Regions from separate parts of the Homo sapiens genome. Here all the other regions are linked to region 4. Evidence: chromatin loops called from intact Hi-C (ENCODE). Cell type or tissue: CD4-positive, alpha-beta T cell. All regions are shown on one strand. Links, peaks and the distances in the headings refer to the core of each region. The heading gives the core; the rest is flanking DNA. Region 1 holds the start of ZKSCAN3 (zinc finger with KRAB and SCAN domains 3). Region 2 holds the start of SCAND3 (SCAN domain containing 3). Region 3 holds the start of TRR-TCG5-1 (tRNA-Arg (anticodon TCG) 5-1). Region 4 holds the start of ZSCAN12 (zinc finger and SCAN domain containing 12).

Region 1 (5,365 bases), core at 274-5,273, 50 kb after region 4:
AGATTGCAATGAAAAAAAAATCAATTAAATCACTCTCTGGGGGTGGGACTTTTAATACATCAATAACTTTTAAAACTTTCTAGGTCATTCTGATGTGCAGCTGAGTTTGAGATCTAATAAGTTAAAGATACTAAAAAGAAGCAATCGACCAAATCCAGAATGTGAGGCATTTTATAAAACAGAAGGTTCAAGTTCCTCAACAAATAAATGGCATTTTTACCAAAAGGAGTGGGAGGGAATGGGAACTGTCATAGATTAGAAGACTGAACAGACTTATCAAATAAATGCAAATGGTGAACCATATTCGGACCCCACTGAAAACAACAACTGTAAAAAGACTGTAAAAAAAAAAAACTCTAGAAATATTTGAGACAATTATTTGAAAATCAAGATAATGATATCAAGGAATTATTGTCAATTTTTTTGCGTGTGATCATGATACTATGATTATATTAAGATAAAAGTCCCTGTATATAAGAAATTGACACTGAAGTACTTGTACTTGTGAGTGAACTAAAATGTTTCCATCTGCAATTTGCTATAAAATGAAAGAGAAGAGAGGGACGAAATGAGGAAAAAAAAGAGATAAAGAGGGGGAGAGGGAGGGAAGGAAAGGAAGACAAAGAAAGGAGGGAGAGGGAAAGAAAGGAGAGAGGGAAAGAGGGAGGAAGTAAAAGGGAAGGAGGGAGACAAAAGGGAAGGAGGAGGAGAAGGGAAGGAAAGAGAGTGGAAAGGAGGGAAAAGAAGAATGAAAGAAAATGACCAAAAGATGATGGCTGAAGCTGAGTCATGGTTATATTGGTGTTCATTGTAACATTCTCTCTACAATTAAATGTGTTTAAATTTCTCTCCAAAATTTTAGAAAATTAAACAATGTCCTAACTTCTTTCCTTCCTGAATAATACAGCCAAAAAGCATTAAGGTAGGGTCAAGGAAGGCGAGAGAGAGCCACAGCCCAACCCAGAGTGAATCTGGAGCCCAAGTGGAATGAGGAGGGTGTCCACGGTGGGGAAGGGAGGAAGTCTATGGCAGGAAAACAACACTGATACATTTATATCATTTATTCCACAAACTCCATTTAGGTTTCACTACCTGGCCCCTACTTGGATCTGAGCCAAACTGATCACAGTGGGAAGGCACAAGATTGGGAAATTGGTTGCCAACACAAAGTATTTATCAAATCAGTAAATATACTGAAGATAAGGAAAGGAAAGTTTCTCATTAACAGAAAAGAGTTACAAGTCTATGAAAGAGCTAACCCTGTAAAAGTTGGGTTGAAATGAAGGGTGTTAGTATGAAGCCAGTTTCAGGCTAGGGCGTTCCTGGAAGCTCGAAAACTGGTGGATCTCCAGCACTAAGCAGGACATCAGATTTTTGCAAAAACCAGGGGTCCTAGTCCTTTTTCACTATTAAAAACTTCTATTGTTCCTCCTAATCTCCAGCCAAGGAAAAGGTACCCCCGAGTCTTAAAGCCTTTGAGAGTTTGAGTATCACAACGTCCAACACAAACCAGTTTTGGTCTTTGCTTTGGGATAGGCTCTTTTTCAGAGTATCTTATTTTTCCCTCCTAAAATATAGAAATCATCCATTACAAAGTGAATTGATGAATGACAGTAAAATTGAAAGCAACCGTACAAAAGCCAGTCACTAATGTGTCATCATAGTTATAAATAATAATAGTACCACTAATAAAAGCAAATCTTTAAATCATGCTTACTCTGCACCTTACCCATACGAATGCATTCAATCCTCACAACAACCCAGTGAGTTAGGGAATATTATCCCCATTTTACAAAATAGTAAAATGAGGCAGAGAGAGAGCTTAGGAACTAGTGAAAAGTCACACAGCCAGTAAGTGGCAGAGGCAGGATTTGAACCAGGTAATCTGACTCCAACGTTCTGGCTCTTGGCCAGTACCACAGAATAATTTAAAGACCTTGAAACTGACCTTGTTACCAGGCAGTGCAAAAATGTAACGGCTCCCATTCTCGAGGCTTGTCTATGTGACCCATGCATCCCGTCTCCAAATACCCTCAAGAACCGACCCGGACACTCGGTAACGGCCCTAAACAAGGGACACCCATATTGGGCTCTACGCAGGAACGCCGAGGACCACTTCATTCCGCCGCAGAGCGCCCTTCCCTCCCCCACGGCTTCTCGCAGGGGTCTCCCTCCTTGGGAGCCGAGGCTGCAGGAACTGGGGAGGGAAGGGCCTCTCTCCACAAACACACACACACACACACACACACACATACTCCTGCAAACGCACCTCTACCCGGGGACAAAAGAACTGCAGGACCGACAGGAGGAGAGCCGCGGGATGAGATTTAACCCCACAGTGGAAGGCCGACGCCGATTCACCCCATACTCACAAAGTGCTTGAAACTAGCAAACCACCCGCAGGGCGGGGCACAGAAGCCACTTCCGGGCCTCTCTAGCCACCTCCCTGACAGACTCTGTCGTTTGCTAGCTCGGCACCTTGTGTCCCCTCCCCTTTTGCTATTAAAGAGGCTTTTAAATTTTTATTTTTCCAGCTATAACTAAGGGAGAAAGGCAAGGTGCAGAATTATTTTCATAATTTGCTATATTTGCGAATAGAAGAGAGTAAAAAGAATCTAAATTATGTGTGCGTGTGTGGCACAAAGAAGCCCTGGAAAAATCGGAAAATTAATAATGGTGGTTACCTACGAGAGGTGAACGGTCAGAAACTGAGTGAAAACGGGGACAAGAGTGAGAAGGAAAGTGTTAGGGTGCATGTTTTAAATGTACTTTTAATTTTAGAGTTGATTGCATTGCCTAATTAGAATATGAATTCTAAATACATAAATTTTAAGGAACATGCTGCGTGGTTTACATAAAAAATCCAAGATAATCTAACACTCAAATTATGATGATTAATAAGAGAGTTTAGCAAGTTGGCTGGACTTTTTAAAATTCATGTTCACAATCACATTCTCCATCAAAATTATAAAAATAGAATTTTTAAAAGACATCTATCACAGAAGCAAATACTTACAAAAGATACCTGAATGGAAACATTAGTAACTTTATTCATTAGGGATAAGTAGTTGAAATATATACCTATATATATGAGACATATATATACACCTATATATATGAGACATATATATACACCTATATATATGAGACATATATATACACCTATATATATGAGACATATATATACACCTATATATGAGACATATATATACACCTATGTATATGAGACATGTATATACACCTATGTATATGAGACATGTATATACACCTATGTATATGAGACATGTATATACACCTATGTATATGAGACATGTATATACACCTATGTATATGAGACATGTATATACACCTATGTATATGAGACATGTATATACACCTATGTATATGAGACATGTATATACACCTATGTATAAGACATGTATATACACCTATGTATATAAGACATGTGTATACACCTGTATATGAGACATGTATATACACCTATATATATGAGAACTCAATATCATAAAGATATCATTCCTTCCTAAATTGATACACAAATCCAGTACAAAGCAAATCAAGATTCCAATTGTGCTCAGTGGAACTTGACTAGTTGATTTTAAATGTATATGGAATAATGAAAGAGTCACGAATCCGAGACATTTTTAAAACAAATGAAGGAGCTGCAGAAACTTGCCCTATATAATTTATTATAAAATTATAGCAGCTAAGACAATATAGTATTGGCACAACTACAGACAAATAGACCAATGAAACAGAACTGAGGACTGAGCAACAAACATGTATGTGTGGATGCTTGATATATGGTGGAAATTGCATTACAAATCAGTGAGGAATAAAGGAGCTACTTGACAAATAGTACTGTAATATTTGGATATCTAAATGGAAAAATGAAATAAAATTGGGTTTCTACTTTATATGTTGCACAAAAAATCAATTCCAGTCAGCTAACTTTCAGACTTTTAAAAGAAAATTTAGAATAATTGCTCTTTTTTCTATTCACAAGTTTGCTTCTATAGAATCATTTTTTTATGAGCTCAAGTAAAACAAGATTTCTTTTAAACTGCATAAACATACAAACTATAAGGAAAACAATAAATAAATTTGACCTCATTAAAAATTAAAACTATATCAAAAGATACTAGAAACTAATGGTAAAGACAATTAAATTAAAAGGTTGGGAGAAGATATTTGCAACACATATAGTCAACAAAGGATCAGTCCACTGAATATATAATAAACATCTACAAATGAATAAGAGAGAAAAAAGCCAACAATCATACAGAAAAAAAATGGCAAAAAATATGCACAGGCAATTCCCAGAGAGGAATCTCGAATGACCAATAAACATAGCATATACAGTTAATCATTAGCAATTAAATAAAGGCAAATTTTAAATCATTTTATACCAACACCTGAGTAATAACATTTGCTGATAAGAATGTGAAAATTTTGAGACTGTCATACACAGTTGCTGGGACTATAAATTGGTACACTCATCTAAAAAAGCAATTTTGAAATATATAGTAAAGTTGAAATATATGGTAAACCTGAAAATGATACACACATTGGCCCAGCAGCTTCAAAGTACTTACCCTGTAGGAGCTCTTGTACATAAACAAAAATGTTAATTGACTAGTCTAGGCCAGACATAGCTTTAGATGCTCAGGATATAACAAGGGCAATAAAAGGTAAAGACCCCTGTTCTCATAGAGCTAATGTTCCAGGGGAGACTGAGCCAAAAAAATAATAATAATAAACAAAAACAAACAAAAGAATTAAGCAGAATAAATAAATACATAAACTGGAATGGAAGTTGATAAGCACTGCGATTTTTAAAAAGGGGAAGGAGAGGAAGAAAAAGAAGAAAATCAGGGTAGAGAGATCAGAAGTCCTGGCATGAGAGGGGGCTAACTGCAATACAAATAAGATGGTGTAAGTCTAGTGACATTCTGGCCAAGATCTGAAGGAGATGAAGGGGTTAGCCCTGTGCATATCTAAGGAAGTGTTCCCGGTAGAGGAAACAGCAAGGGAGCCAGATTGGCTGAGGTGGAGTGAACAAGAGAGGGTATCAGAGATAAGGTTACTCTGGGATTTTTAAGCAAGAATTTTACTGAGCTGTGCTTTCAGGAATAACACAAGAAGTTAAAGAAATAGGGCTAGGCAGAGTAGTTGAACTGTGGTGCAGTTACAAGAGAGGCTCCAGCTGATCCTCTCAGGAGCTCAAGGGATGGGACAGTCCTTAAGAATTGCCTTGCCTTGATGTAAGGGGTATAAGGTGGAAGGAAGGTAACCTTCTGTGAGGCAACTTTTTGACCAAGGAAAATTCCCAGAGACAGGCTCAATTAAGAGACATCAGCTACCT
Region 2 (5,365 bases), core at 254-5,253, 190 kb before region 4:
CTTGGATAGAAGGGGAGAGTTCAATACCGTGCACGCGACCACAAAGTTGTTTTCGACGAGAATTCGATGGGAAGCGGAGGAACGAATTTTTCCCACATTCAGAGGCCAAGCCAGGAACTGTAAAACGTTCACCTTTGAAAGGTCCCACCGAGATTCGAACTCGGATTGCTGGATTCAAAGTCCAGAGTGCTAACCATTACACCATGGGACCAACCACAAGGGTACAGTAGGTAAGTATAGTCGTGGTTAAATACCTCCTTGATAATAAACTTTCTAGTTCCGATCCGAAAGAGTTAGGTCAGGCTTCAGTGAGACTCACGCTGACAGGAAAGCTGACGCTTTGCTGCTGAAGAAGGAGTAACTGTCAAAATAAAATTCAGGGAGATCTCTTCACTCTTTCCTGCGCTTTTGTTGGGAGCATAAATTAGCTTCCAGAAATCAACCGGGGCAGATTTGTGAGGTCTGAAACTTAACAATTTAGAAAGTCCTCTTTAAGAAAAAGAACAGCTGTTATCAACATAAAATTATGGGTACTCTAAGGCCTGTATGATGTATCTGAGGATAAGCTGGAGTAGGGAGAGGAAGCTGTCTTAACTAATTTTCACTATACTAGCATACTTTTGCAAATCTTACAAAATATGTTTCATACAGAGCAACCTCTTCCCAAGGCCTTGGAAAGCACAGCGCAAGGAAAGGATCTTAACACACTTTAGCGAGACTCACGATAAACATCCCTCTGGGGTGCAGATCTTTTAGCAATATCTATCAAAATAGTCTCTTCTACAGCCACTAAAAAGAATGGGATAGACATGTAACACATGTTGGCTTGGCAGTTTCTGGGGGAGGATTTAAGTTTAAAACAAACCAAAAAAGCCCAGTAACTTGGTGAATTGTAGTCTAGTATGATTTAAGTTTTGCAAATTATAATGAGTTATAATTGTGACTCAGTTATATTTGTACATAATAATATTGTACTCAATTTTGTATGTACATTTTAAAAATAGGTTGGAGGTACATACAACAAACTCGGCATCAATTTTTCTGAGGAATGGAACTGAGGATGAAGAAACTTCACTTCTTGCCACGTTGACTTTTTAAATATTTGACTTTTTTTATAAGTGTCTATCACTGTTGTAGTAATTAACAAATGCAAATCTACAAAACAAAACAAACAAAACAGTAAGGCTCGTCAGTAAAGGACTTAGAAGTCATGCTTACTCCATGTTAACTGCCTACTGTGCTCAGCATGGCAGAGATCACTGCCTTGCAGAATGAGAAAAAGGTAGTAGAATCCCTGATTGCAAAGGATAGTTAGGGGGGGAAACAAAAGATAAGTTCAGCACGTTAAAAGTGACTGGGAAAATGATCTTTTCAGGGTTGGATGACACAGGCACACAGACAAAAATTTTATACAGAATTTTACTCAAGACCATTCACGGACTCTAAGCGTAAGATTTCTTTTTTATTTAGAGATTTCTAAAAGAGATGTTCTGATTATTCAAAGACTCTCTACTCAGAAATGCCAAAATGTGAGAAATCAACATGAGGACCACAGCAGAAGGAAACAGAGAATGGAGAAGGGAACCAGGCAGCAATTCAACAAATATTCCTTGGGCATCTCTGCGCTACCAGAGGTATGGAGGAACCCAGTGACTGCTTGAAAAGAATGTTCTGGTTACTCCACTCCAGTGATTCGCTAGGCGCTGATCAGCCGTCCAGATTTTGTTAGATTTCTGGGACCAGTTTCCCACAGTTGTTTAGTCACGGCTCTGTGCTCCGTGACTAAACAACTGAGGCTCATTCTCGGTGGTCTTGGTTTTCTAATCCGTAAAATGGAAACAATGGACTAACTCTTACATTTCTTTTTAAGTCTGATTTAGGGTGAAAGGGAAAGGTGAAAGTGGCCCGAAATTAACGAGGAAAGGCGGGGGACGATCCTACAGATTCGCTGACGTGGTAGTCCTTAGGGATGCTCCTCTCCATTTTGTTTCAGGTCGCTGCGGTGAGCACCACGGGTCTGAGTGCCAGCGATGGTTTATCACGGTGACAGGAAAACACAGACCAGCAGCATCTACTCCAGCACTACTCACACTGTGGAACTCTTTTCACCGTGATGCCAGATAACTAGGTAATTCCGGAGTTAATTCTCCGTCGTTTCCAGAGTACTTGCCTCCCCAGAATTACTGGTACCGTAGGTGTTTGCACAACCAGTGAGAAGACGGCACCACCTGGAATCCTAGAGCGGACCGGAAGTGAGCGTGGCTCACCGGGCCCGGCCGGAACCTACGGGCACAGCTGCGGGTGTGTCTGCGGAACCTCCACCTGAGCTGTAGAGTGTTTCCCTCGACCCACTAGTCTGGGTTCCACAGGGTCTGAGCTCCTCAGAGGTGGGAGCTGCGGCCGAGGGAAGGGTGCATGTGCGCGGCGACAATCGGGCCTCTTCCCCAGGCAGCTTGTGAGCCCCTCTCCCTCTCCGCCCTCGCCCAGGCTGCTCCGATCTTCGTTTCCTTGCCTAGGCTCATACACCCAGGCTTTATTTAGGGCCAAAGTATCCGTCATAACCTCGGTTTTCTGTCTCGCAAGTATCTTGCCGCTCAATTTGTGACCCTGAAGCTTTAGTGAGTCGCTCTGTGCTCACTATTTCTGGTCTTTTCAGAGGATGGCTTCACTTTCAATGGAATTGCCCGAGTAACTGCCCTGTGTTGTCACGTAAACAAGTCCTTTTAAACTGAGTCTGTAGTTGTCCTGTGTTGAGTGTTTTCTTATATCAAAAACTTTCCTGACCAAGAACAAAAAAGGAGCTCAAGTAAAATCACCCATTTGCCTAGACCCCAACTGGAGAGAACCTTTGCCTGAGCTGTCTAAGCTCGGGATGGAAGCAGTCTCTAGGGTCTTCCCAGCCTTGGCTGGCCAGGCTCCAGAAGAACAAGGGGAGATTATCAAAGTAAAGGTTAAAGAAGAAGACCACACTTGGGATCAGGAATCAGCCCTACGTAGGAATTTGTCTTATACCAGGGAACTCTCTCGTCAGCGCTTCAGGCAGTTCTGCTATCAGGAGACACCTGGGCCCAGGGAGGCTCTGAGTCAACTGCGGGAACTTTGCCGTCAGTGGCTGAACCCAGAGATACATACCAAGGAGCAGATCCTGGAATTGTTGGTGCTGGAGCAGTTCCTGACCATCCTGCCTGAGGAGCTCCAGTCTTGGGTGCGGGAGCATAATCCTGAGAGTGGAGAAGAGGTGGTGACTTTGCTGGAAGATTTGGAGAGGGAGCTTGATGAACCTAGACAGCAGGTGAGAAATTGGAGGTGCCATCTTCTGTGGAGAATTTGGGTGCATGGATCCAGAATGGAGTAATGGGAGTAATTTCGCGCTGGTGGTTGGAAACCCTGGTTTGGGGCATTATTTCTTATTTGATCACTGGTGTAGATGAATAGATGCGTGCATATGAGATAACAGTTTTTGTGTATGATACAAATAATTAAATGATTTAACCAAATGGAAAAGCTTGATCTATTTTTTACCAGTAGAAAATATATTTTATGTAGTGACTATGAGATTAAAGAAATATACAATAGTAAATTTTTTTTAAAAAATTACTGTCTTTTGAAGCTATCTAGGCTCTGTTACTAATTAGCTGTGTAACCTTGGGCATATTACACCTTCTCTGGGACATTAATGTCTTCATCTGTACAATGAAAATACTAATTGCATGATTTCCTTGGTTCTTTTCAGTATCTAGAGTTGGTATGTAAAATGTTTTGAGCTCAAAATTATTTTTAGAAGAATTTTAAAAGCTTTTTGCCATTACAGTGGAGTTGTTTCTAAAGGAGTATATTTGCCTTCTTTGACAGTAATTTTAGAACATTGTGGATATTGCCAGACATTCTTATATTTTTTAGTGATACTATTCATACATTTATCTGAACTCTTTCAGAATGTGAACCCTTTATGTATACAGTCTGATCTGTTAAAAACGCATGTTTCTGGAATGCAAAATCTTTTAAAATGAGGTCAGTATGCCAGAAATGAGTCAGTATAATGCTGAAATTGTGTAAGCTCATGTATGAGTTTTCCCAGCAAGTTGATGTTTGGGGCCACCAGGTGGGAGTAGCTGAATTCAGAGTATCTGATGTAGCTGAGCACAGCAAGTCCTGAATACATACAGTACTGTACATAATTCCCATTTGCCCCCACATCCTTCCTCTGGCTGTCTTGGAAGCACTTATTTACATTGTTCCCTCCCATCTTTGTGTATTTTTTGCTAAAGTTTTTTGTATTCCAGAAAAGGAGCAAGCAGAGGGTTTTGCAAGTGCCATAGAAGTGTGCTTGTGATAAAATTTCTGCTAGTGAGTATAAAAGAAGAAAAGCTTTAACAATTGAAGACAAGTTTGAAACTATACAGTGTTTTGAAAGAAAAGAAACTGTGAGATTGGTCATGCAACTGGCATAAAGGAGTAAATGTATGTACAATTAGAGACAATGATGGGAAAAATAAAATTATCTAGCTGGAACAACTGCCAGTGTTATGAAATCTGTTGGAACAAGGAATAAGGAAATGGAGGAAATGGAGCATTTGTTAAGTGTGTGGATTGAATACCAAACAAGGAAGCAATCCAATGCAGTCTTTCTCAGAGTTAAAGAAAATACCTTCACAATGTATGGAGACATTAAGAAAAAAAGATGGAAGTCCCGCAGAAGTGCCTTCATTTAGTGGAAGTAGTGGCTGGTTTAGTATCTTCAAGAACTACTGTACTTTCCACAGTGTTAAACTGTCTGTGCAGACGAGGCTGTAAGTGCAGATGAAGAAGCTGCAAAGACATTTTCCCCTCATTAAGAAATTAGATTGATAAGGAAGGCCATCCCCTGGCTCAGATTTTTACTTTTTATGAAACCAGTCTCTATTGGAAGCAGATGCCCTCAAGGGGATATGTGGAGAATTTGGATGCATTGATCCAGAATGGAGTAAGCAGGACTGGAAGTACTCTAGAAACACACTGTGGGGTTTAAGGCTACAAAGGATCAACTGATGGTGATGCTGGGTGCAAATGCCAGTGGAATTTTAAAGCTAAAGCCTGTGATTATCATTCTGCCAATCTATAAGCTTTAAAATGAATTGTAAAGACTAGCCTTGGTGCCTACTACAGGTCTAGCAAGAGAGACTAGATGACAGGGCAGATATTTTCTGATCTTTCGGGTGATTTTTTTGTAGATTAAAAAAAAATAAAACATTGCAAGAGAAAAAAATTGTCTTTTAAAATTCTTATAATTCTCAGTGATACACCAAGCCACCCTCCAGTAGTCACTGAGCTTTCCTCAAATATCACAGTTCTCATTTTACCTCCCAATACAACTTCTTTACTGCAG
Region 3 (5,365 bases), core at 105-5,104, 140 kb before region 4:
ACTTTTTACCTTTAAGAGTTGTTTTTTGTAGATTATTTTTATCTTTTAAAAATTAAGTAAAAGAAATTTCCTTCTATTTCTAGATTGTTAACAGTTGCATTGTGAGCAGACAGTGAAATTTATCCAATGTTTTTCTGCCTCTTTTGAGGTGAACTTATTTTTTTCCTTTAATTTCTTAATGTACTGAATCATAACACTGTTCTTCTCACGTTAAATTGACATCCTGCTTTTGGTATAAATCTGGATTTGTTATGATTTTTAAACATTGGTGGATTCAGCTTTTTTTTATTATTATTATTTCTGATTTTATGTTCGTTAATGAGATTGACCTGTGATTTTTCTTTCTCTCATTGTCTTTTTCTGGTTTGGTATTAGGATGAAGGTGAAAATGAGGTGAAAAGTCTTCCCTCTGTCACTACGTTTGGAAAAGTTTGTATCCAATTGAAATTATTCTCCCTGGATTGTTTTGAAGAACTTTCAGGTGAAAATATCTGGGTTTAGGACTTTCTCTGTAGGACAATTTTTGACTATTCAATTTATGTAACAGTTACTTGCTATTTCCTCTTGAATCGAATTTCATAACTGATAACTTTTGCAGAATTTACTGTTTTAATTTTCAAATTAATTGGGCAAAATTTTTTATACCATTGCACATACTGATCCATCTGCTGGATCATCTATTTGGCTTTTTTTTTTTTAAGAGAGAAGAGAGAGAGAAGTTTCGCTATGTTGCCCAGGATGGTCTCAAACTCCTGGCCTTAGGCAATCCCCCCCCGCCCCCCGCCAATTCCCCCCTCCAACTCCCCCCTCCAACTTCCCCCTCCAACTCTCCCCTCCACTCCCCCACCCCCCTACCGCGTCTTGGCCTCCCAAAGTGTTGGGATTACGGGCGTGAGCCACAACGTGCAGCCTCTTTCTGCACTTTTTTTCTTTTGAAACTAATTCTTTCTTATCTTTTAGGTCTCAAGAGTAAGTTTGGTTCCTAGGTGTTCACTGAACCCCTTCAGGCTGGGTTAAGAACAGATCCCTGCAAGCTGACACTTTGACCAGGTGGGTGAGAGAATCCGGGTGGTGCTTTCGTGGAGGGCAAGAGAAAGAGAGCGCAGCCTCCTCAGGATGCAGTTGCTGAATAGAAGAGCTTTTCAGTAAATATATGTTTCTCCAGCCCTTCTGGAATATGAAAAATCTGTGTAACAGACTTTGAGAGAGCCGGAAGCCAGGATGAAGAGGGAGGTCCCATAAAGACTCAAATCAGGCTCTCAAAGAGTTCCCAGTAATGGGGAATGAGACCACCAAATGCACCCCGTTGCTTTCACCACGCCTCCGGCACTCACAGGAGGGTGTCCACGCAGGCGTCGTTCGTTCCGGGGGCAGGCCTCGCGCGCGCCTTTCCTTCCTGTGTGTTTCCCACCGGCACATCACTAGTGGGAGGTCAGAATGCTGCCAGTCAAGGATGGCTGGGTCAAATGAAGAACTGAAATGAAAACAACCACTACGAAGTGGTTCGAACTGCAACTTTCCGGGCCTAAAGCCTGGCTCCTGCCCCCTCTACCACTCAGCGCCACCACCGAGTGGTTGCACAAGATGATACGCATTTTCTACATTATTCTCTAAGTGCCCGCTATACTCTTGGGCTTTTAACAAACGTCTCACTAGAGACTATTCAGCAGGGCCTAGTTTTGGTTACCAAGCGGAGCCAGGCCTAGGAAGATGCCTCTATTTAATGCTAATTGCAGCTGTTGCAGCTGAATTGGACGCCAAGCTGAGAAGGTCGCCTGAGGGGGTCTTTCTCGTTCACCTGGTGATTTTCATTTATTTCCAGAGGGTCTCAATGCTGAATGCAAACTGATCATGTGTAGTAGTGATTATAGAGAGACATTCAATGCTTTTCTTTTTCCCTTTCTTTACAACTTTTTGTCACCAGCTGAGAGAAGCAACGTGGTGCATGTGCAAAATTTGGTGTAACATTTGGTGTCAAGTTAAGGGTAGGAGTTTGGAGAAAATCCAAATACTCACTTTGCATTACCTTGTTATTGTGTGACACTGGCAAGTTATTTAGCTTTTGTATAATTTACACTATCTTTGAAATTAGGTTAACAACAGAAATCATGTCATATAAGTAGAACCATACAATATATATATAAAATCCAGGTTAATAGCCAATCTTACAACATTTCTCATATTTTTTGCAGTTGCTAAGCCATGGGACCACGTGGCCTAATGGATAAGGCGTCTGACTTCGGATCAGAAGATTGAGGGTTCGAATCCCTTCGTGGTTGATTCTCCCTTTTTCACTCTAAAACAAGACTGCACAACCTCCCACACCACAAAATTATAGCATCCAATTAATTTCCGAAAGTGAACGTGAATTCTCTGCAGTCCTTTCCCGTGGAAATGGGAAGTTGCATCACACACCTCTTTGGAGTTGCGAGTGATTCAGGTGGGGCCAGCACACCACCTTTCAGCTGTTTGTACTTTGGAGGAAACGCTTGGCCAGGCTGGCACACAGGTGCCTGGAGTCCGGGGTGGGATGGAGAAAGCGTGAGCCCTGGTCCGGGAGTATCCTCTTCCCGCCTGTTGAATGGGCTCAGGGAACTCAGTTGAATGCATCTTAAGGAGCTTTATTCACCTGGTCCCGCAGGGGGCGACCATCACGTTTCCACTGGTCCCCAGTAGGCGCTACAAGTTTGACTCGCAGACACACAAAAGAGTGTAACTTGAGAGCCTTGTCTTTTTGAGGTCAGTTTAAATATCGCCCCCTTTCTAAAATTTAGAGGAGCTGAAGAAACACACGCCTTAAAACCTGCTCATGATTCAGGTGGATGTGGTCGTTGACCGGAAGCTTCTTTCTCTACCGGAGCCCGCTCCTGGGTTCTCCCTCACGTCGCGGGGCGAATTAGACTGTCCGCAATATCTGAGGAACCAAGGTGTTAACAGAGACCTGAAAACAGGAGAAGAGGCGAGCCAGGAAAAGATCTTGAAGAAGAGGAAGCAGTTTCTCCAAAAGGCGAAAGAGAGCCTTTGTAATGCCCTTTATAATAAACCAGTGAAAGTCAAAACAATTGTCTGGTCAGGAAGATATAAAAAATAGAACAACAAAAAAAATTAAACCAGTAAACGTTAAAACAAAACAAAAGGGGAAAGAATCTGGCCAAATACATTTGAATACTTTTATGAAATGGAGAAATTATTAGGACGACATGACTATTAAGTACGATTCAAGAAGGAATAGCAATAATGAATAGTTAAACTACGAAATAAATTGAAAAAGTTGTCAAACATCTTCCTACTGAGAAAACCCCATGTCCCATCACTTACCCAGGGTTTACGAGGTCAGGAAACTGAGACCATCCCGGCCAATATGGTGAAACCCTTTCTCTACTAAAAATAGAAAAAATTAGCTAGCTGGACGTGGTGGCGGGCGCCTGTAATCTCAGCTACTGGGGAGGCTGAGGCAGGAGAATCGCTTGAACCCGGGAGGCGGAGGTTGCAGTGAGCCGAGATCGCACCACTACACTTCAGCCTGGCGACAGACTGAGACCCCTTCTCAAAACAAAAACAAACAAACAAGAAATCCAACAAGACACGATCTCCTCCATAGTATAGAAAAAAGAAAAAAGAGGGAAAAGACCCACAACTATACTTGCAGAATGGCTTCATGATATTTTTCCAGACAATGTACTCTAAACAGTTTTATTGAGGCATAATTCCCATGCAATAAACTGCACAAGTTTAAACTATGTGTAAGTTTTACACATATATGCAATCATATATGTATAACATGTGTAATCATGAAACGACCAGTACAATAAAGATAATGAACATAGACATCACCCCCAAAAGCTTCCTCCTGCCCTCTTGTAAGCCCTGTTCCCCTCTTACAACCAGATATGCTTTCCATCATTACATGTTCATAGTTTTCAGAATTTCATGTGAGTGGGATCATACAGTATGGACTCTTAAAAAAATTCTTTCATTCATTATCATTATTTTGAGGTTCAAGCAATTCTCTTGCCTCAGCCTCCTGAATAGCTGGGACTACAGGCACCCACCACCGTGCCCAGATAAGTTTGTATTTTTAGTAGAGACAGGGTTTCACCATGCTGGCCAGGCTCGCTTCGAACTCCTGACCTCGTGATCCACCCGCCTCAGCCTCCCAAAGTGCTGGGATTACAGGCGTGAGCTACTACGGCCAGCACTTTGCCAGAGACTTTTAAATGGTTGATTTGAAAAAAATAATTTTCACCAGTTTCACTTGGAAGCTGGTCTGCAGAGCTCTTTTCACTTCATGTTGAAAGTCAATCTCTGGAGGTACCTCTCATACATTACTCATCCCTGCATATATATTTCCCCTCCCTCATCCTTCCTACTTAATTTCATCATAATTCTAAATTCAGGGTTTATTGGTTATAAAAAATTATTCACAGCTGTGCTATATAGTACTATGATTATATTTCTTATGTGCCTTTTAGTTTTCTGCAAAGTTATTAACTGCCTTTTACTTTTTCTTTATCTTTTATGATCATGTAACCAATTCATTCTCAACTGATTTTCCTTGAATTTAAGCAACTCTCAATATAGTGAAATACCTCAAAGAACCTATCAATTTTAATATTTTCCTTAGTGGTCTCCTCTCTGGAGCCTTTGTATCCCTGCTTCAATCTGGACTGGTTGTTCTCTAGGCATGTTACACAGGTGTCTTCTTGGGGCTTTTCTTCCACCGACCTGGGATATACTTTGCCTTCTTCCTGTTTTGGACCCTTATGTTTTCCTTTTTTTAGTGTTGTATCATTTTGATGGAGAATAACCTCTAGGAATTTTCTGAGAGGGTGACTCTGTCTACAAATGGCTTTATAACATACTCAGTTTTGATTGATAGTTTGACTAATAAATTAGACAGGAAATTCTTTCTGTCATAATTTATGACATTGTTCAATTGTCATTTTCAACTCTTCCTTCTATCAAAGGAAACATTTCTAAATAAAATACACAGATGCTGCTTTCTGTTCAGATTTAGTTTAAAATCCAAAGCAAAAAAGAAAATTTTTTTTGCCTGATTCTGGTATCTTGCCTGGTGGGAAGCTACTCAGGAATTTCTGGAAAACAGAACTGTATACTCTGCTTCTAGCCACCATGATGACAAGTATGTGACACATAAGAATTGTCCGTTATGGAATTTTCTTGAAAAAAATATTAGGCAAACTGGAAACAAGCTACCAAGTATGACTGTCTGGCATCTCTAAACTACTACAATTATTTAAAAATAAATATTCAAATGTCTCTCAATATGGATATCAAACCCTTTTCTCCTTGTCACGGGTGACAAGGCAAATCAGCACACCTACCAAAAGAACAGCCAGCACTA
Region 4 (5,365 bases), core at 232-5,231:
AGGACCCCAAAGTGAGCTTGAGGGACACTTCCAGGTTGAATTCAAGTTGTTGTCCAATAATTTCTCTGTCTGTTGTTTTCTGAGATGTTCTACGGCTTCAGGTGAGATTTGAGCCCTGGCACGGTGTGAGGAGGGATCTCTCTCTCCCTTCTCCGCAGACGCCCTGAAAGAAGAATCTATAGGGCTGGCAGTAGGGGGCAAAGGGCACTCCAGAAATCTGTCCTAGGCTGTTTTTTAGCACCACACACTTCATGAGATATCTTAATCATTTTAACCATTACTGAAAGGTGGAAGGCTCCAAAATATGGATCTCAAGCTAACTCTCTTCTCATGACTCCTAGACCCACAAATCCCTAAACCAATCCATTAACAAATAGCAACATCTACAGTGTAATGCTTCCTAGGATTTCGAACTTAACATGGCCAAGCTGTGCTCATAAATTTCTTCTCAAAATGCTACTTGTCATTTAGTGTCCCCTGTCTTGGTGGAGGGACCACCATCCTCTGACGATACCAGGCTTTTTTTTTTTTTTTTTTTGGTTCTCTTATCCCCCACATAATCAATGATGAAGCCCTGATCCATTTTTCCTCCTGAGAATTTCTCAATTTCATCCCCTCATATTTGGCATTTTAAAAATCAGGCCTCTCCTGATCTCATTTAATCTTGTGTGTGTGTCACTTCATATTTTTGTCAAAGTATCTTTGAGATGGATTTCTAGAAGTGGTATTGCAGGAACAAAGGGTAAACTTACATATATAATTTTGCTGTATAGTATTATCTTTCATACCTATGGGTTGTACCATTTTGCATTCCCACTAGAATGTTAAGAGTTTCTCCTTCCTCATGAGTAGAGCATGCTGTCAAACTTTTGTACCATTGCCAATCTGATGACTAACGGTGCCTCAGTCAGCATAGTTTTTAATTTGTATGTTCATATTTTGAGTGAAGTTGAACATATTTACAGATGTTTGAGGGCTGCTAGCATTTCTTATTCTGTCAACTATTTATTTCTTTTGGCCATTTTCTCTATTGGGTTATTGGTTATTCTCAACTTTTAGGAGCTCTTTAGGTATTTGGAAAACTAGCCCTTGCCTGTGATATGTTGCAAGCCTTTTTCTTTCCTTATTTTTTTTTGACAAGCAATACATTTTATTTTCATGTAGCCAGATTTATTATTTTTATGGGTTTTAGATTTTGAGTCATATGGTTAGATAATGTTTCCCTATTCCCACGTGTTAGAATTATTATTCATGTTTTCTTCTAATACATGTATAGGTGGATTTTTTATATTTAGATCTCAGATCCATTTAGAATTTATCTCTATTGTGATGTGTGGTGGGAAATACAAATCCAGTTTTACCTTTGCCAAACGGTTATCATCCCAGCACAACTTCTAAGTTCTTCATTTCCCTGTTGATATGTGGTGTCACCTTCATCATTTACTCAATATCCTTACATACCTGGATCCATTTCTGGTCTATTCTTTCTCTCTGTTAATACACTAAAATTATATGGGTATGTTCCAGTATCTGATAAGGTTGACCCTCACCATTTTTCTTTTTCATGGGTTTCCTGGCTATTCTTATTTCCCCACATGAATTTTATAATCAGTTTATCTAATTCCAGAACAATATTTGTTGATATTTTTGTTGGAATACTACAGTTGCATACGTATTTAGGGAGGACTGACCTCTTTGAGTCTTTCCAAGAACCTCATATCGCTTTCTGTTTGTTTAAATGTATACTTGGCCTTTTAGGAATGTTTTAAAGCTTTCCCCATAGAAGTTTTGTTCATTTCTTGTTAAGTTTATTCCTAGTTTCACTTTTTTGCTGCTCTTGTAAATATGGTCTTCTCTTCCATTATATCTCGTAACTCGTTATCATTGATTATTCACATATATGAAGGTCGTTGATTTTAGTGTGTTAACTTTATATCTTGCTATTTTACTAAATTATCCTTTTTTTATAGTTTTTCCATTGAACCGGGTTTTCTGACATATAATCATACATCAGCACATAAAAGAGAACATCAAAAGAATCGTGGATGGCGAAAGAGCCGGCAGAAACCAGCCGGCTGGCCCTTGAGAAGTCTGTGTGGAAGAAGTCCCTTCGCCACCGCTAAGCGCGGATTTGGGAAGGTCCCCCGGAGAACATCCCTTTGAGGCATCTCTAACCTCAGAGACACAGAATCCCAAAGTGAATGGAGACGCAAGGGATTTCCCTGTCTTAAGATCAGTTCTACAAGCCTCGACCACCCATCGGGTCGGGGGAAGTGTGGACAATGGCTGGGTAAAGAAGAGGAGAAGATAAACCCGTTCCATTTACCAGCGGGCCTGAAAGCCATCAACCTTCCTCTCACGTAGACGCGCGGAAACACTACCGAGTTGAAAGCCCCTTTCGCTCCCTTCCTAGAGCGGCCGCGGAAGTGCGCCCCGCGCGGGCTGGTTCTTAGACCCCCCGTGGCCGCTTCCGGCCTTTGTGGGTCACTTTTGATGGGTTCCGGGTCCCAAAAGGGTTCGAGGCCTCTTGCCTTCGCTCCGTAGGAGGGAGTTCTCTTCTGGCCCTGGGGGCCGCAGGTGAGCGATGTTGTGCTCTGTACGCTGCGAGCAGGTGGGCGGGAGATTGCTGTATTCCAGCTGCTGGGCCCCTCAGGCCCTGGCCGGTGCAGAGTGGACCCCGGTCCTCCCAAACCCAGGCGGATCCGCGGGAAGCTCTCCCTCCCCAAAGTGCGTTGGGACATTAGGATGAGGGTTTGGCTCCCAGTCTCTGCAGCAATTCCAGGCTGTAAGGCCCATACCTTCCGCGTTTGCTTCGGGCTGTGTATCCTTGGGTTCAGCGCTTACCGACATTTCTGGACAGTGGTGGGTCACAGACGCTCGCCGGCGTCCTAGGGACCCTTTCCTGGGCCTTCCTCACTTCAGATTATAATCACAGACCACGAGGTTAGAGGGAAGCCTTAAAGAGTAACCTCTTCAGCCTTCTCACTTTATAAATGAAGAATGAGGAGCAGAAAGATTAAGTCCCTGAAGAAATAAATTTACATGACTGTAGCTTTTGTGATTTCATGGTTTCCACCAGACATCTGGACATTCAAAAGATAAAAGTAACTAATCAAGGATGTCCTAACCTTTTGTTATTATTATTTACTTGATCTAAATGTTAGTTTTATTCCATTTGTCTTTCATTTAGGACCAAATGAGAATAAGTTTACCAACAAGTCTTACTCTTAAGTCCTGAAACAACTTGGCACCTTTCCTCAGTCTTTCTCTTTAAATTAGTCTAATCTTTTTTTTTTTTTTTGAGACGGAGTCTCGCTCTGTCGCCCAGGCTGGAGTGCAGTGGCGCGATCTCGGCTCACTGCAAGCTCCGCCTCCCGGGTTCACGCCATTCCCCTGCCTCAGCCTCCTGAGTAGCTGGGACTACAGGCGCCCGCCGTCACGCCCGGCTAATTTTTTTTTTTTTTTTTTTTTTGTATTTTTAGTAGAGACGGGGTTTCACCATGTTAGCCAGGATGGTCTCGATCTCCTGACCTCGTGATCCGCCCGACTCGGCCTCCCAAAGTGCTGGGATTACAGGCGTGAGCCACTGTGCCCGGCCTAAATCGGTCTAATCTTAAGTCTTTTCTATCAGAGTATTTTTCTGAGTAAGTATTGTACATTAATCCGGAGGTCAGATTTCAAAGGTCATAGTTAAGTTCTCAGAATTTGCAGTTTTACTTTATGGTGGAGTTTGTATTAATAATGATGGCTTATTCTTCAGGACTGTCCAGGAATACAGTTTCCAGGTGAGATCTTACTTGAAACACCGGTAGTTCTAGCACAGCTAAAATGGCATCTACTTGGGCTATCCAGGCCCACATGGACCAGGATGAACCTTTGGAAGTAAAGATAGAGGAAGAGAAATATACCACCAGACAGGATTGGGACCTGCGTAAAAACAACACCCATAGCAGAGAGGTCTTCCGTCAGTACTTCAGACAGTTCTGCTACCAGGAGACATCTGGTCCCCGTGAGGCTTTGAGCCGACTCCGAGAACTTTGCCATCAGTGGCTGAGGCCAGAGACCCACACCAAAGAACAGATTCTGGAGCTGCTGGTGCTGGAGCAGTTCCTGACCATCCTACCTGAGGAGCTCCAGGCCTGGGTGCAGGAGCAGCATCCAGAGAGTGGGGAGGAGGTGGTGACTGTGCTGGAGGATTTAGAGAGAGAACTGGATGAACCAGGAGAGCAGGTGAGAAAAAAGATGTGACTTCTGCTTGAGAAAACATAAATTGTGGATTTCTAGGCCAGAGTGAAGAACAGCCATTTTTTCACAAAGCATGTTTTTGACAGTTTGGTGCATCAGAAAGGGGCATGAGTTTCACGGAAAGTTGGCTAATGTGGTCCCAACTTATTTATAACTTTTCTGTGGAAGGATTTTATATTTCTCTATTAAGCTACAAAATTCTGTTTGATAAACATGCTGCTCATCTTAGAAAACTTCTAAGACAAGAGAAAGTATCAAAGAGATGACAGTAGCAGGATGGGAAGCAGTCTCTTGGAGGGGCATCACTCTGTTGCACAATACAAATAATTAAGAATTAAGGTTTTGCAGATATATCCATTGCTCTGACTCCATTACAGGGTTTTAAAATGAAGACATTAACTATTTCAGGGGAATGAGATGTGGGAGTACAATGGAAAGTTAGTGAGGAGAGCAGGGTGGGGAATCTGTGTTTCTTTGAGTAGCAGAAAGCCCAGTTAGGTTGGAAAGGTGAATTCCAAATAGCAGAGTTGAGATAGTGTCCAGGACCTTGAATCTCAACCTCTGGAATTGAGATTTTATTCTGTAGGACAGATGCCCCTAACCTTTTCTCCTTGAGTCTAAATGAGCTTTACTAATTGTAAGATGTAAAAGAGAACCAAATTATGTAGAACGTTTTTGTTTTGTTTTTAATACTAAAATGAGACAGTGGTTCTCAACCAGTGCCAATTTTGTGCACCAGAGGGCATTTGGCAATGTCTTGGGACATTTTTGGTTGTTATAACTTGGGGAGGTGCTGCTAGTATCTAGTGGATCACTCGGGGAGGTGCTGCTAGTATCTAGTGGGTAGAGAGGGCAAGGCTAATGCTAAACCTCTTAAAACACACAGGACAGCCCCAGACAACAAAGTCAGTAGAGCCAATGCTAGGAACATGTCAGTAGAGCCAATGCTGGGAAACCCCGGTATAAAGAGTTTGAAACTTAGGGAAATAATGAAACAGAAGTATAATCTAGCACTGTGATACAAAATGCAATAGAGAGGGTAGGAACATGTGGCAAAAATATCTAAGTTTGAAATAGGATCATGAGGCCAGGCACGGTGACTCATGCCTGTAATCCTAGC

The links. Hi-C counts contacts between places; a loop is a spot of excess contacts. Peaks named below come from ENCODE experiments on the same cell type or tissue, not always from the same donor. Only the 100,000 strongest peaks of a DNase experiment are listed, where the experiment ranks them.
Region 1: a loop joins it to region 4, with 10 times the contacts of the local background. A loop is called at or near these places in 17 of 110 quality-filtered maps.
Region 2: a loop joins it to region 4, with 4 times the contacts of the local background. A loop is called at or near these places in 16 of 110 quality-filtered maps.
Region 3: a loop joins it to region 4, with 3 times the contacts of the local background. A loop is called at or near these places in 14 of 110 quality-filtered maps.

Annotation. Positions count from the first base shown.
Region 1 is chr6:28,346,972-28,352,336 of GRCh38, reverse strand. ZKSCAN3 (zinc finger with KRAB and SCAN domains 3) reads right to left here and starts at 2,390. Exons shown (of 6, transcript NM_024493.4): 1 at 2,270-2,390. It also overlaps a transcript of ZSCAN31 not described here. RefSeq lists an enhancer at 2,096-2,455. In CD4-positive, alpha-beta T cell, for the core only: no CTCF peak of the experiment used is centred there; a DNase peak (open chromatin) is centred at 2,416; H3K4me3 peaks cover 1,682 bases.
Region 2 is chr6:28,584,225-28,589,589 of GRCh38, reverse strand. SCAND3 (SCAN domain containing 3) reads left to right here and starts at 2,292. Exons shown (of 4, transcript NM_052923.2): 1 at 2,292-3,292. The coding sequence starts at 2,873. ZBED9-AS1 (ZBED9 antisense RNA 1) reads right to left here and starts at 2,212. Exons shown (of 2, transcript NR_186619.1): 1 at 1,858-2,212; 2 at 1-361. It overlaps TRQ-TTG2-1 (tRNA-Gln (anticodon TTG) 2-1), which reads right to left and starts at 211; the gene lies at 140-211. RefSeq lists enhancers at 1-304, 1,796-2,672. In CD4-positive, alpha-beta T cell, for the core only: no CTCF peak of the experiment used is centred there; a DNase peak (open chromatin) is centred at 2,259; H3K4me3 peaks cover 1,150 bases; H3K27me3 peaks cover 3,398 bases.
Region 3 is chr6:28,540,028-28,545,392 of GRCh38, reverse strand. It overlaps TRR-TCG5-1 (tRNA-Arg (anticodon TCG) 5-1), which reads left to right and starts at 2,207; the gene lies at 2,207-2,279. LOC107986586 (a long non-coding RNA gene) reads left to right here and starts at 396. Exons shown (of 3, transcript XR_001744073.2): 1 at 396-481; 2 at 961-1,050; 3 at 2,193-2,332. RefSeq lists an enhancer at 837-1,419. In CD4-positive, alpha-beta T cell, for the core only: CTCF peaks have their summits at 2,402 and 2,607 (motif pointing right); DNase peaks (open chromatin) are centred at 1,452, 2,212 and 2,642; H3K4me3 peaks cover 2,186 bases; H3K27me3 peaks cover 818 bases.
Region 4 is chr6:28,396,869-28,402,233 of GRCh38, reverse strand. ZSCAN12 (zinc finger and SCAN domain containing 12) reads left to right here and starts at 2,487. Exons shown (of 4, transcript NM_001163391.2): 1 at 2,487-2,577; 2 at 3,761-4,230. The coding sequence starts at 3,829. LOC105374998 (a long non-coding RNA gene) reads right to left here and starts at 2,415. Exons shown (of 2, transcript XR_926659.2): 1 at 2,327-2,415. RefSeq lists an enhancer at 2,104-2,353 and a silencer at 3,365-3,434. In CD4-positive, alpha-beta T cell, for the core only: CTCF peaks have their summits at 2,241 and 2,440; a DNase peak (open chromatin) is centred at 2,403; H3K4me3 peaks cover 2,030 bases; H3K27ac peaks cover 757 bases.